Linked DNA regions of Homo sapiens: regions 2 and 3 are each linked to region 1. The links are chromatin contacts, found by Hi-C or POLR2A ChIA-PET in ENCODE. All regions are on one chromosome and are shown on one strand. Each heading gives the region's core, a stretch centred on a gene start or an enhancer-like site at or near the end of the contact. The rest is flanking DNA. Distances are from core to core; before and after follow the strand shown. Region 1 overlaps RFX3 (regulatory factor X3). Region 2 overlaps RFX3 (regulatory factor X3). Region 3 overlaps RFX3 (regulatory factor X3).

Region 1 (4,417 bases), core at 1,216-3,715:
TATAATTCATATGATATTCATATATAATCATGTCTATGTAGATCTAGTATAACTCTTGTTGTTTTATGTTCTTTATTACACTGGAACAACTCGTGCCCCTGGTCTCTTGCCTCGGCATCTGGATGGCTTGCTGCCCACAGAATATAATCATAAACATCATCTATAAGCTGAACTTATTAAGTGCCAAGAGAGGATCATCAAATATAGGGCACTGGAAGGTAGCTAGTTTATCAGCATTGATGCAAAGTTTAGTATTTATGGACTGCTTGAAAACAGGGGAAGAGATGAAGTAGCTCAGTGACAGCAATCACCATTAAGATGATGCCATTAAACCAAGTCAATTTTAGAAACTAGAGGCACAGACAAACAGCACCTTATCTCTGCCTTATAAGGTAGTGATGCATTCATGTTGTATTATAAATTCCAGAAGAGAACCATATCTGTAAAACTATGAAGGAATCCATCTTTTATGTATCATAAGCCCATCAATACAACTTTATAAGAATTGCTTTATTCAGTTGTGTTTTAAATAACTGGAGAAAAAAATGTTACAAACAAAAACGCATTTATTGGAATTGACAGGAAGAGGGAAGTTTTTGAAAGAAGGCCAAGAATATTAAAGCACCGGATATTAAGGTGTAAAGCAGTATTTAAAAGCTTGGGCTTTAGTGTTAAACAGACCACAGCTCAAATCCTAGCTCCACCACTTACTACTTAAATGACCTTGGGCAAGTCACTTTCTTTCTTAATTCAATTTTCCCCATCTATAAAATCTAGATAACACACCCTAGTGAGATATTGTAATGAGAAAATGATGTAATACATATATGTCACTAGCTCATAGTTATCATTCAAAATTTATGTAATAATTATTTTCAGTATAATTTTTGTTCTAATTTTTGTTTTACCTGAAACCAAAATTTTCATTACTTTTATAAACACTTCTCCAGACAGCAAAGTATAATTCCAATACAGAATCACAATTTATACTATACAAAAGACATGGATTTAGAGCCTATCCCTAACAAAAACTTCAATCTATTATTCAATCTATTTGTACATGTCTTTCATAATGCCTGTAGTTACCTTTAACCATTCCTCTTTATTTCTTCACACGGATTAAAATTTACCATTAAGTGTCCTTTCATTTCAACCTGAAAGACTCCCTTTAACATTTCTTAGAGTTCGTGAGAATCCTTTCAGTTTTTATCTATTTGGAAACGTCTTAATTTCACTTTCAGTTTTGAAGAAAAGTTTAGCTAAATAGAGAATTACTGGTTGACAGTCTTTTACTTTCAATGTTGAAAATGTCTTCTAGCCTCCAGGGTTTCTCGTAAGTCAGCTATTAAGCCTATTGAGGATTCCTTGTAACAAGTCATTTTTCTCCTGCTACTTTCAAGATTTTTCTTTAAATTCAACTATGATGGGTCTAGGTATGGATCACTTTGGGCTTATTCAACTTGGATTACAGTGAGCTTCTTGGATGTGTAGCACAGAGTAATATTTTTCAGCAAGTTTGGAAAGTTTTCTGCCATTTTTTTTTAAATATTCTTTCTGCCTCATTCTCATCTTCTGGGAATCCTATAATGTCCATGTTGGCACAACATTTAATGGAGTCACATAAGTCTTTTGAGACTCTGTTCATTTTTCTTTCTGATCCTCACATTGAACAATCTCTATTGACCTAACTTCGAGTTAAAAGATTCCTTCATTTGCCAATTTATATCTGTTGTTGAGCTCCTCTAGTGAATTTTTCATTTCAGTTATTATACTTTTAAGCTCCAGAACTTCCTTGTTTTTTAATAATTTCTATCTTTATTGATACTCTTTCTCTGGTGAAACACCATTCTGATGCTTCCCTTTAATTCTTTAGACATGGTTTCATTTAGTTCTTTGAATGTATTTGTAATAGCTAACTTAAAGACTACAAAGTCTAAAATCTAGGCTCCCACAGGGACTTTTTTTGTTCGTTTTTTATTATTTGTCTCTGTGTGTTTTATTTCCTGTTTCTTTGCATTTCTCAATTTTTGTTAAAACTGAACATTTTAGGTAATATATTTTAACAAATCTCATATCAGATTGCTCCACATTATTCCCCTAAATTTTTTAATCATCAGTGTGTTGTTTTTCTTGATGCTGATTCTTTAGTACTTTCATGAACGAATTTTACAGATCCTGTATTCCCCGTAGTGTGTGGCCACCGAGTTCTCTGCTAGAACTTTTTTTTTTTTTTTTTTTAGGATCTTGTTTTTATTTGTAAGCCTGGCTTCCAAGAAGTCATACCTGGACCAGTAAAATGTAGTAGTCAACCAATGATCATTTAAAAGATTTCCTTAAATGCTTTGCCTATATGTCTTCTACCTTTTGCCAAAGAAATCTTCATGAGAAGTCATACCTTCAAACTTCAGGAAGCTTACAAATAGCACTGATTTTCACTTCCTGCTTACACAGTGCCTCAAGATCAGTCAGAGGTGACATTCTCCTTTCCCAGGTCATTTCCGGGCATGTGTACAGACTTGCACATTGTACAGCCTTTTAAATACCCAGGAATATGCCAGAGCTTTCCAAAGTTCCCTATAGTTGGCTAGTTCTCCAGACTTTCCTTTTAAATTCCTGGCCAGATTCTTCCTTTGCCTCAACTGAAATCACAGCCTTAGGCAATTGACATTTTGCCAACAGTTTGCTATTGTTTCAGTAATGCCCTGGGGGTAAGCTTTTTCTTCCCCCAACTGAGCTGAGTTCAGAGTCAAATCAAATATCCAGCCACTCTCTCTGAAAAGAGTTTTCCCAGGGAGCTGCAAGTTGGGACAAAATATTAACTGTGCTCTGGGGATAGTGCCTTCAATGGGGCTCCAGAAGTGGTCAGCTCTCTCCATTGTCTGCAATACTGCCAGCTTTTAGCTACACCACTAAGCTGGAGAGAGAGATGAGAATAACCCCAAGTTAAAATATCGCAGACCCCACTGGTCTTCCCAAGATTCACTAGTTTTCTCTTGGACAGATGATTTTCAATTCATACTCCTGCTTAATTGCCAGAATTCTAAAATGGCTGATTTTCATTATTTTACCCATATTTTTGTTGTTGTATAGGCAGCACAAATTCACTGAGGCCCTCACTCCACCATTCTGGAAGTTGATCAAGTTCTGTAATATTCTGAATTTATAATTTTCAGGACAAAAAGATCTTAACCAAAAAAAACAAACCCTCACTTAGTTTGATTTTTTAAAAATATACTTAAAATTTTTAGATCACTGATTCTTATCTCTAATAGAAACTTATGAAAAAAATCTGTATTTCAGTACTTAAATGAGAGTGAAACAGATCTGTGAGACAGGAAAAAATAAACTGCATAAACAATTTATCACATCTTTCCTGTTAACTAATATGTGAATCATCAAAAACAAAGGTGATTACTGGTCTCAGAGCCACTCTCAGTCCTAAACGGCCTCTCAAATCTTTTGGGGACAACAGAAACAAGTAAAAGTGAGGAGGAAAGCCTAGTCCATCTTGTCTTACTTGGCTGACTGAGGCCAAAACCAACTATACTCTGATAGTAAGAAATTTTTTTAAAACCACAGAAAACTGGAAGTGGGAAATCGACAGAAAAGAAGAATCAGATACTTGACTTAGGAGGCAACCCTATCTCTTGAGATTTCTCTGAAGAGACTCAGAACAGAGATTGAGTTTACCTCAGATTCACCCAAGTATAGGCCAAAATCGCGGGCTTCTGGAAGAGAAAAGAGTTGTTCATTACTATTTCTCTTTTGTTAGCTGGTATTGGCAAGCCAAGGAAAGACCAAAACTGTCAAGGTAGGCCGAGAAAAGTAAACATCTTTTAGCAAGGCTTTTATTTTCAAGAATATTGTCGCATGTTTCTTTTGCTTTTCTTTTGTTGTGTAACAAACCACCCCAAAACTTACTGGCACAACAACCACCATTTTATTTGGTCATAATTCTGCAATCTGAGCAGGGCTCAACTAGGCAGTTCTTACAGTCATCTTGCTGGTGGTCATTCATACTACTGCTTTCAGCCAGCAGGTGAGAAATGAGATCAGCTAGGATACTAGCATGGCTAAGCATCTCTCTCCATGTAATCTCAGAAATTCTCCCTCTCCATGTGGCCTCTTTTCCACTGGGTCTCTCTAGGAGAACGGTCAGATTCTTACATGATGATCCTCTCTCTCGAAAACACAAAAGCATAAGTTGTCGGGCCTTTTTGCACCCAGACCTGGAAGAGCTTTAATCCCTTTGCATTCTCTTTGTTAAAACAAGCTACAGGCCCAACCCAAACTGAAAGGAAAGTGACTTCACACGAGCATGAATGCCATCAATGTAATAGACAACTAAAACATTCAGGCCAATGTTCAGATGACTGGAATGGACACAACCACAAGAAACTATAAAATGGCTAAAGCT
Region 2 (4,417 bases), core at 640-3,139, 240 kb before region 1:
GCCTGGGCAACAAGAGCAAAATTCCATCTCAAAGAAAAAAAAAAAAAACAGAGATAATAAAACTGATTCAAAAAAGGTAGGTAATGGCAGCTATTCTGGATGTTTTTGATGGTGAAAAGAAACATCTTGAAATTTCAATATAAGGAGTCCAGAGCATTATTATTTTCCTTAAATGTCTCCCAAACAAGAACCAAATAAATCAAAGCATTCTGCATTTAGCACTGATACATGGTTTTGCAAGCGAGGAAAAGGTTGCTGACTTTAATTTCTAGTTTTATAATATTTGCAAGGATTAACAACATTCCATTTGGTAAAACCTTGTGTTCCTTGGTTACTTTTCTTTGTATGTGTATGTGTACTTTTCTATGTATCTTTAAATAGTTTTTATTGAAACCTGCTAAGAAGGCCAAGATCTCTGGCAGTTTGCTCCACACGTGGGCAAATCCTGCCCGCAGTGGCTGTTGGTCTTGCTGTTGTGGGCTAGACAGCTATCCTGGCAATGTGTGCTACTGGCCAATCTGTAAACAGGGCAGCATGATTCTAACTGTTCCGGCTTTTCTGCCTGCCTTGGGGACATAGCAACAGGTGTACCTAATTGTGTTTAAATGTCTAAGACACACTTACAAGTGAGTGTGCAGGCGGTGAAGTGTTCAGATTACAATATTGGCCTTAGTTGCCTTTGAAGAGAAAAGTAGCCTCAAAAACAGGAGCATTTAACACCACCATTAAGGCCAAAGCAAGAGGGGCCTTTGGCCCAAGACCCACACTATGGAGAACTCTGCTTTGTGTTTTCCATTGCCAGTCCCTTTCCTACAGTGTAAGGAGTCCACAGAGCCAGCTGGATGTGACTTCTTGGAGCCTGTGCTTCCCTCCCTCCTCCCATACCACCTCTTCTTATCTGAGACCCTAGAATTCCCTGCCCCGTGGCTCTGAGTTCCCTTCCAGGCCCTGGCAGTTCTCTTCTCCAACTCTACCATTCAGAGGCATGAAGAGACAGCCAAAAAGGGGCAGCTGTTTGCAAAAGGTAGACAAAACTTGAAGACTGGGCTGAGGTGTCCACAAATCTGAGCACAAAGCTGTTCATAATATAAGATGGGGAGTGATGAAGCAGTCTAGGGCCAGAGGCTGGCGACACGGGCTGGCTATGTCTATGTCAATATTTTCTGGTATGGAACTCAGGGGAGACAGAATTTCAAATCCAAACTCAGCCTTCCAAGTTGTTATCAAGACATATTTGTCAAGGTAGGTGGATAGAACAGATTTTATTTATAGTCTGATTCATAACTTTTAAAATATTTAGACACATGGTATCCTGGGCCCTGTAAATTGCAGGGTTGGGCCAGGCAGCATATCCTTTATGCAAGTAAAACTATTGGGGAAATAGAACGAACCTTGCTCCTAATTTAACACTGGCTCCCCTTGAAAACACCTATATTATTTAATAGGAAAGCATAGCATTAATTTATTCTATCAGAGGACTATATCTTAATTTTGATTATACCACTTCTCTTTTCTGGAAATCATTAACTGGAGAGACAATCAGAGTGGCAGTGTAGAAACATGTTCCCTTTGTACTAAGAAAACCTTCACAACAAGCATCAATCAGGTTTGAAGTGCTTGTATTATCATCACATAAGGCCCATATTCTTGCAGAGAATCTCTAATTTTTATGACATTTTATGGTAGTATATTTTATACAAGGATGGTATAAAGAAAGAAAACAATTCCTGTGAGTTTAGGAATTTGCCTATCCCAAACAAGAGTTATTTATTTATCAGGGGGGCCAGCAACCACTATCTTCACCTGTGGTTGAGAGCAAAACCACCATAAAGACAGTGTCAAAGCCAAGAGCCACTTGGGCTAGGCACAGGATGACAGAGTGTGGCAAAGTGGCCAGTAGGTGGCACCGTCATGCTTACTCTATGCCAGGGAATCTTTTTCTCTGGTTGGGTCTGCCCAAATAGCTGCAGTGCTACCTGACAAACTCTTTACTAAACAAATAACTTAGCGGTGGACTTTGCTGAAGAGGACTGTGTGCTGAGATTTCTTTCCTGATGTCTACAGTGACCATTTTAGTCCTTGAAATATTTTAAAAAGTCTTCAACTTCTATTTTGGTTTATTTCCCCACTTCTAAGCTCTTTAGGGAAATTGCTGTCGTAAGCACCCACAAAAGTCCAACTTCATAGTATTTCTCTGAAATAGTATTGACAGGCACTTTCTAAGGAGAAGGTACACTTTTTGGTCTAGGAGTTTTTTGTTTTTTTTTTTTTTGCCCAGAGTAAAGAAATCTAATGTATCAATCATGAAATCCAAGAAGACGTCCTATCAATTGGTAGTCTGTCCTTTGTACTTCCTTCCTTGAGTATTTTTAGGGTACCTATTGCATGATTATGTTTAGATCACAGTTATAAGCAAATTTTCTCCATTCCCTGAAGAGGATGAGAGGAGAGGTTATAGCCCAGAGCCAGCAGGGAAGAAAGCCACGCATAGGAAGCTAATGAGCAGGGATCCCAGAGAGAAAGAACCGCAGCCCTGGGCTGCTGAGTCAACAGATTCCTTTCTCAAATCCAAGAAGAGAAATGAACAGAATGACAAACCAGGAACAAGGAAGAAAAAATGGGACACGGAGCCAATTCTCTGGAACTTTGGGGTCACTTCTATAATTTATTTTCAAGTTGTCAGAAATTGTGCTAATGTAGATGAGCAGATTTACAACTAAAACCAAACTACGACTTCTTTAAAAAAATGTTTGATTTAGGTCTGGTCTCAGGATGGGTGTACAGGAGCTGTAGGGTGTAATTTGTTCTTTTCCGGCAGATTTAGTTTTCCAAATGCAATTTGCTTAGACTAATATTCCATTTAGTTTTCATATTCTAAATATCTACTAACAAAAAGTGCAAGGGGAAAAGATGGCAAGCGTATTAAGAGGCATCCTGTAAGGCAGAGGAAAAAAAACTCTGAAACAAAGTAATAAAAACTTTTAAGCTAGGCACCTGGCTTGTGATTGTCAGAGAGAAAATGTGTGTCTATGTGTTTGTGTGTTTGGGGGAGTTGCACATAATCCCTATTTTGAAACTATAATAATTTATATGGTGAAAAACTGAAAGATAGATTAAGCCCATCCCATTTGACTATTTGAAGTGAGGCAGTCCTACTTTCTAAAGTTAGTTCTACCACTTGCTAGTTTTGATTTGGGGCAACTTTCAATTTCTCTTTTCCTCACTGGTGAAATAGGGATACTGAGACATCTTTTGCAAGGTTTCAATCAGTATCAAATAAGAATGTAAGACATCTAGAATAGGGATTGGCACAAGGCCTGCCCTCAATTGGAAAAATACTAATATAGTAAATAATAAGCTTCACTCTAAATAACAATCAACAGTATAATTTTTGACAAGTATTCCTTACATTTTCTAAGCCACTACTCTTCCATGATTGTTTTTTTTTTTCCTGCAAACTATCTCGACTTGTGATAATATTCTTTGCTTTTAAAATACTGTTGTAACAAGTCTATTGTTCAACAGGCACATTTAAAGTGTATTCCCTAGTCACACTAGCACAATGCTTGCTAAAATTTGTTTTTCTTTGGTTTGATTTTACTTTAAGCACCAATATTTGTTTACTATGAATGTAATTCTACTTCCACCAAATGGAATTCTTTCACTGAGCTTTTATCCCAAAAGCTTACATGTTCAATTATTATTGCTCTTCTTCAGTTTCTAGGTTTTGAAGATTTTTTTCCTTCCAAAAAAATTAACTGAGTATATCAATTTTGATGAATCCAAGACATTTTTCTTTTGATGTTAAATTGTTACAGGTTAAATTTTTCTCTATTACTGAAATATTATCTTTTCTATATTGATATTCGCAATTGAACACTTAAAGACTCTACTGGTTTCTCTTTATTTGAAAATGGCTAAAGAGGTGGCTTAGACATAATATTAAGTATAATTAAATTATGATTAAAAGAATTGATATATTTAATAGATTATTAAAAGGTTTGTAACAAAATCATTTTATGAAGCAATCAAAATTTCAAAGATTCAGTGAATATATTAATGGACTATGTATGTTTTAAAGAGATAAAGCAGAAAGATTCTAAACAGCCATAACATTTGAATAAAAGGACATTTTTCTGCTCAATTTGTCTGGTCAGAGTTGTATGGAAAGCTTTATGATTTTTAAAATTGTTTATTTAACAGGTATGTAAACAGATGCAACTCATTTATTTTATTTTATTCTTACTCTTAAAATTTCACCACTGCCAGAAAGCTTGTGGACAAATTTATAATATTTAAATGAAAATTTAAAAATTATATAAATTTTAGCAATAAATAAATTGTTTCCTTTTTATCATTTAGGCAAAAAAAAAAAACTCTAGAATTGCATATGCTTTAAATAATTTACTAGGCAGTA
Region 3 (4,417 bases), core at 1,121-3,620, 180 kb before region 1:
ACAGCAAAGTCAAGGAAAAGTGAGTAAAAAACAAGGTTTTGCTTTGAGCTAAATGTATTTTGGTAGCTAAAACCAGCAAACAACAGGAAATAATTATTTGCTAGATTGTGAGAAGTACATAAAATAGACGGCTAGAGCTTTTCATAAACTTTAAATGGAATTTTAAAGAAATGTACAACCTTAAATTTCATGCGATTATTGGGAACAATTAACAACATTTCTGAATTCAAATTTACAATGTAAAATAAGTAGTTTGTAAATAAGTGAACACACCACAACCATTAAATACTAATTCATATTAATTAACACCAAGAAAAAGTATAAAATAATCTTGTCTGCAATGAAAAGAATTAAATATTTTAATTTCATTTAGGCAGACTATACATCTCATACTGTAGCATCTTCATATATAAAAAAATTAGAAACAAAAATATTTAAATAAAAAATTATTAGACTAATAGAATTCTGTAAAACCAAATCTAAAGTACCATTCTAAAATACCAGGAGAAAAACAAAGTCACTCTTGGCAAGATCTTTTTAAAAGATGAGATTGTTTAGAGGAAAAAAAGAGTTATTTACTCTTAAACTGAAGGCTGCATATAGAGAAATAATTGAGTGACCATACATTCTTTACTCAGATGGTATACCAGAAGAAGACCACCCTTTACCAACGATGTTCACATATATATCTACTTGAAGCAAACTTGAAAAGAAACAATACAATAAATGTACACATGATTGGCAAAGGCATCCTAGAATTCCTAAATAATGAAGGTAACATAAGGCCTGATCCCTTCTATTGTTTCTTTTTATTCATTCAGCAAATATTTAGTGAGTATCTACTATGTACCAGGCACTGTTCTAGGCACTAGGGATGCACTGGTGAACAAAACATACAAAAATCCTTACTTTCTTGGAACTACCACTTGCAATAAATACTTACTAAATGCCTATTAGAGATGCTGGTACTAAAATAACTCCCACCATGTTAATTCTCTTAAGAATATGTTGAAAATGGGGTAGAAAATTCAATACCTCACCCCATCTTCTAAAGTGTGGAAAGGTGTAAAGCAAAGCAATCAAGTTGGATTCTGCTGAGGGGATTATTTATCTTATTTAGTCCTAATAAGAGTTTTTAAAATTACTGTGAATAAGCAAATACAGAAACAGAAAATAGGAAGTCTTTGCTTATCCATATTCCAAAATAGAATGAGAATAGACTTTTCACCCAAAAGTCATGATTAACACCTCTCCTTAGAAACAGGTAAAATACGGGATGCAAATTATTATCAATAATTTCTCCCAATGTTTTTACATAATAAAATTGATCCTTTGGAGACAGTGATAAATCAGGGAACTAATCATCATAAAGCGGAATTCATGTTCACCTTAAAGAATCCCACAAACCTCAAATAATTCTATATTATGCCCCATATAGTGAGAAATAAAGGTAACATAGTTTACTAACATTTAAAATATTAACAACAATTTTTTTAAAAAACTCCATCTCTCCACTGAAAAAATTCTACACAACATAAAAACACCAGTTAAATTCACAGAATGTAAAATACTTTTAGCAAATAGTTATCAACCAGAATGCATGCACTAGCAAATTCCAGTTGTTTTTGATAAATCTCAGAAACATTAAAAGCATCATCAACTTTCCAGGGAGGAAAAAGACAACAGGATCTTTTTCTGTGTTTAGGAAGAAACTAACCTCACTGATCAGTCAGTAGAAGCACTGATCCTTTCTCCACTGTTTATAAACCATCCGTAGAATCATTTTTGTTTCTAAATATTTGACTATAAATATATTTTTGAATGAACTTCACTGTGCCTCAAGGTGTAATAAAAATGAATCAGGATAGTTGGAGAAAGATTACCACTGCACAATCAACATTTGCGCCCACTCTTTCCACATACTGAAGTGTCTCTGGGAGTTGTTAGCAGTATGGAAGATCAGACATATTATGTAATAAAAAAAATGAAGCCATGAAGTAATAAATATTTGTCATTGTTTATGCAGCTTAATTCAAACATTTATTAATCTTAAACATTCTTTCATGAATTCTATAAAGAAAAATAATTGTTAAAAATCTCTAACAGTTGAAAAGCTTCAAACAAATCAACAAATACATTTTTAAAATATATAAGAAACATGTTCTTATACTTCCATTATTGTTCATAAAAATACTAAGATGAATAACTGAAGTTAAATTTAAAATTAAACATATAACATATTTTACTAAGTTATTCATGTCAAGTAAAAATGAACCCTGAGTTGAATATGAAAGCACAACTTGGAAGTCTGAAAGCTGAAACAGGTAACTGGAAACTTCAGGTTTTTTTTTTTCTTATGTCCTTGCACATTTGTGACTAAAAGGAAGAACAATTTCACTTCCCATTTTCAAAGCATAAATATAAGTTAATCATCACCCCCCGGACACACACAGCCTAGTAGTATACAGGAAATCAGCCTTTAATGCAATCACAGATACATGCCAACATAGCAGGAATATACTTACGAAACATAAAAGAGTGACATACTAAATACCAATTTTCAGAAATGAAAAAACTTATATTTCTTAAACTCTTTCAAAAGGAAGGGCCAGAATATATACTATCATGTTTAAGTTTGTATGTATAATTTGTCACCAAATTTATAGGCATTCTCCAAGTTGGCTAACCTGGTTTTGTTTTCCATGATACTTTCCTTTGAAAAAAGAAACAAGACAAAATACCCCATCTAAAAACAAAGTGTAAGAACATAAGGAGGTAATTAGTGCTATTTTAAGATATAAAATTAAAATTTTTCAAAGATCAAATACTTAAAAAAAACACAGTTAAAACATTTTCTATGAGTAAAAGTTTTAGGTTTATTGAAAAAAATGGTCTTATTTGGGTGATCCAATATCGAGCTTTTCAGTTATAAAATATGAAAAAGAAATAAGAAGTCATAATACTTTATCCCTAAATTTAAGAACAAATTGTCAGTTGTGGGAGAAAATTCTAAACTAAAATGTCACTAATGTTAAGTTAGCAGAAGATATATCTAAAATGAATTTACACCATGGGTCTATTTACTTTTTTCCATATATTCAGAAATCATCTTAACAAAACAAATTTTTATTCAGCATTTTCATTGGTTTCCCACATGAGAACAGCTGATAAAAATGTTTATAATTTCACAAAACTATCATCACCCTTCTTACACTTACCAGTGTCATAGTGATATCTGCATCTGATAACAGGAAACAGCTTCAGGGCATAGTAATGGTAGTTTTATCTCAATTATTAGCAATTTATGGCTTGTAGACAGTCTCACTTTTTCTTTTGGTTCACTTTTACTTCTCTTTAGGTCTTAGGACCTGAATTCAACTATGGGGTTGTTTACTGCCCACCTTACATAGTCTTACTGGTAAACAAATCATTTTCAAACAGTTTATCATTGGATTTCACATTAATCATCCTTTTTCTACTTAAAGAACATTACTGGTCACGCAAGTAGACATGGCTGTTTGACAGAGATGCAGATTACAAGTATTTGCTTCATAGTAAATAAATATCAAACTGGAACATTTTAAATATTGAAAATCACTATTATTACTTTGTACAAATACATGGCAACTTGTTACTAACTCGAAAATATTATATCTGTACCCAAAGAGTACAGAAACCTAATAAATTATACTGGAGACTCTATTTTTTGGATATTTCACTGTACAAAATAGCCATTAAATGACACAGAGATCATAAGGGGCTGAGAAGGGAAGGTTAAGAAGCAAAATAAATAAGTAAATAAATAAAACAAGCATTTAGAGGCAAGCAACACATGCAGAACAAGCAAGAGATTAGTGTACATGAAGAAGAGGCAACTTACATGGCTGTTGAGAAGAGAGCTTCTGTGAGTGGACAGACCGTCAGACTTTTGCAGCGTCTCAATCGCCATTTCAATCTGATAATAGATGTCATTAAAAAAAGGGCTCAAGACAAGATAGTAATAAAAGGCTGACCAGAGAATTTCTGATAGATTCTTTAAAGTCCAACTTCTTCCTCAACGGTCGTTAATGAACAGTTGCCACTTAATGTGTTTTCTCCCCTTCTTCCCCACCCTCCAGAGAACAAAATAAAAATATGCACACTAATAATAAGCCCATTCACAAAGTAAACCTTTTTTGAACATTCCATAATTATAATCAGAATGGAGACCTGAAGAGCAGGGACCCTGGTGGATTTTTCTTCTTATGAATAAACATTCTTGACTTTCATAGTTCAGGATATGGGATAGTAACTATTCTCTTTCTAAATCGTCTCCCACCTAAAGAGTATTTAATATTAGTGCTATTCTCTCACGAAAGGAAAATCATACCGCAGATTTTGAGTTTAATATGCATTAATATTTTAATGCAAATGAACA

What was found. A loop is a pair of places that touch in the nucleus more often than their neighbours do. ChIA-PET counts read pairs that join two places held with the same protein, here RNA polymerase II (POLR2A). Pooled maps may share reads with other maps.
Region 2: a loop to region 1 is called in a map with no recorded cell type, with 4 times the contacts of the local background. The contact joins two enhancer-like sites. A Hi-C loop is called at or near these places in 5 of 37 single-sample maps with no recorded cell type and 9 of 50 pooled maps. POLR2A ChIA-PET finds 5 or more read pairs at or near these places in 1 of 52 experiments (activated T-cell).
Region 3: a map with no recorded cell type shows a loop between it and region 1 (5-fold over the local background). The contact joins two enhancer-like sites. A Hi-C loop is called at or near these places in 8 of 37 single-sample maps with no recorded cell type and 4 of 50 pooled maps. POLR2A ChIA-PET finds 5 or more read pairs at or near these places in 1 of 52 experiments (WTC11).

The regions. Positions count from the first base shown.
Region 1 is chr9:3,476,191-3,480,607 of GRCh38, forward strand. All of the region lies in intron 1 of RFX3 (regulatory factor X3), which reads right to left. Among named protein-coding and RNA genes, the nearest start is that of RFX3, 48 kb to the right of the region's middle. RefSeq lists enhancers at 2,081-3,280, 2,303-2,352. Within about 2 kb of position 2,466, at least 7 of the 41 ENCODE cell types and tissues checked have a DNase peak (open chromatin) inside an H3K27ac peak, as active enhancers do.
Region 2 is chr9:3,238,967-3,243,383 of GRCh38, forward strand. All of the region lies in intron 15 of RFX3 (regulatory factor X3), which reads right to left. Among named protein-coding and RNA genes, the nearest start is that of LINC01231, 60 kb to the left of the region's middle. Within about 2 kb of position 1,890, at least 2 of the 41 ENCODE cell types and tissues checked have a DNase peak (open chromatin) inside an H3K27ac peak, as active enhancers do.
Region 3 is chr9:3,297,666-3,302,082 of GRCh38, forward strand. It overlaps RFX3 (regulatory factor X3), which reads right to left. Exons shown (of 17, transcript NM_001282116.2): 5 at 3,881-3,955. Among named protein-coding and RNA genes, the nearest start is that of LINC01231, 120 kb to the left of the region's middle. Within about 2 kb of position 2,371, at least 3 of the 41 ENCODE cell types and tissues checked have a DNase peak (open chromatin) inside an H3K27ac peak, as active enhancers do.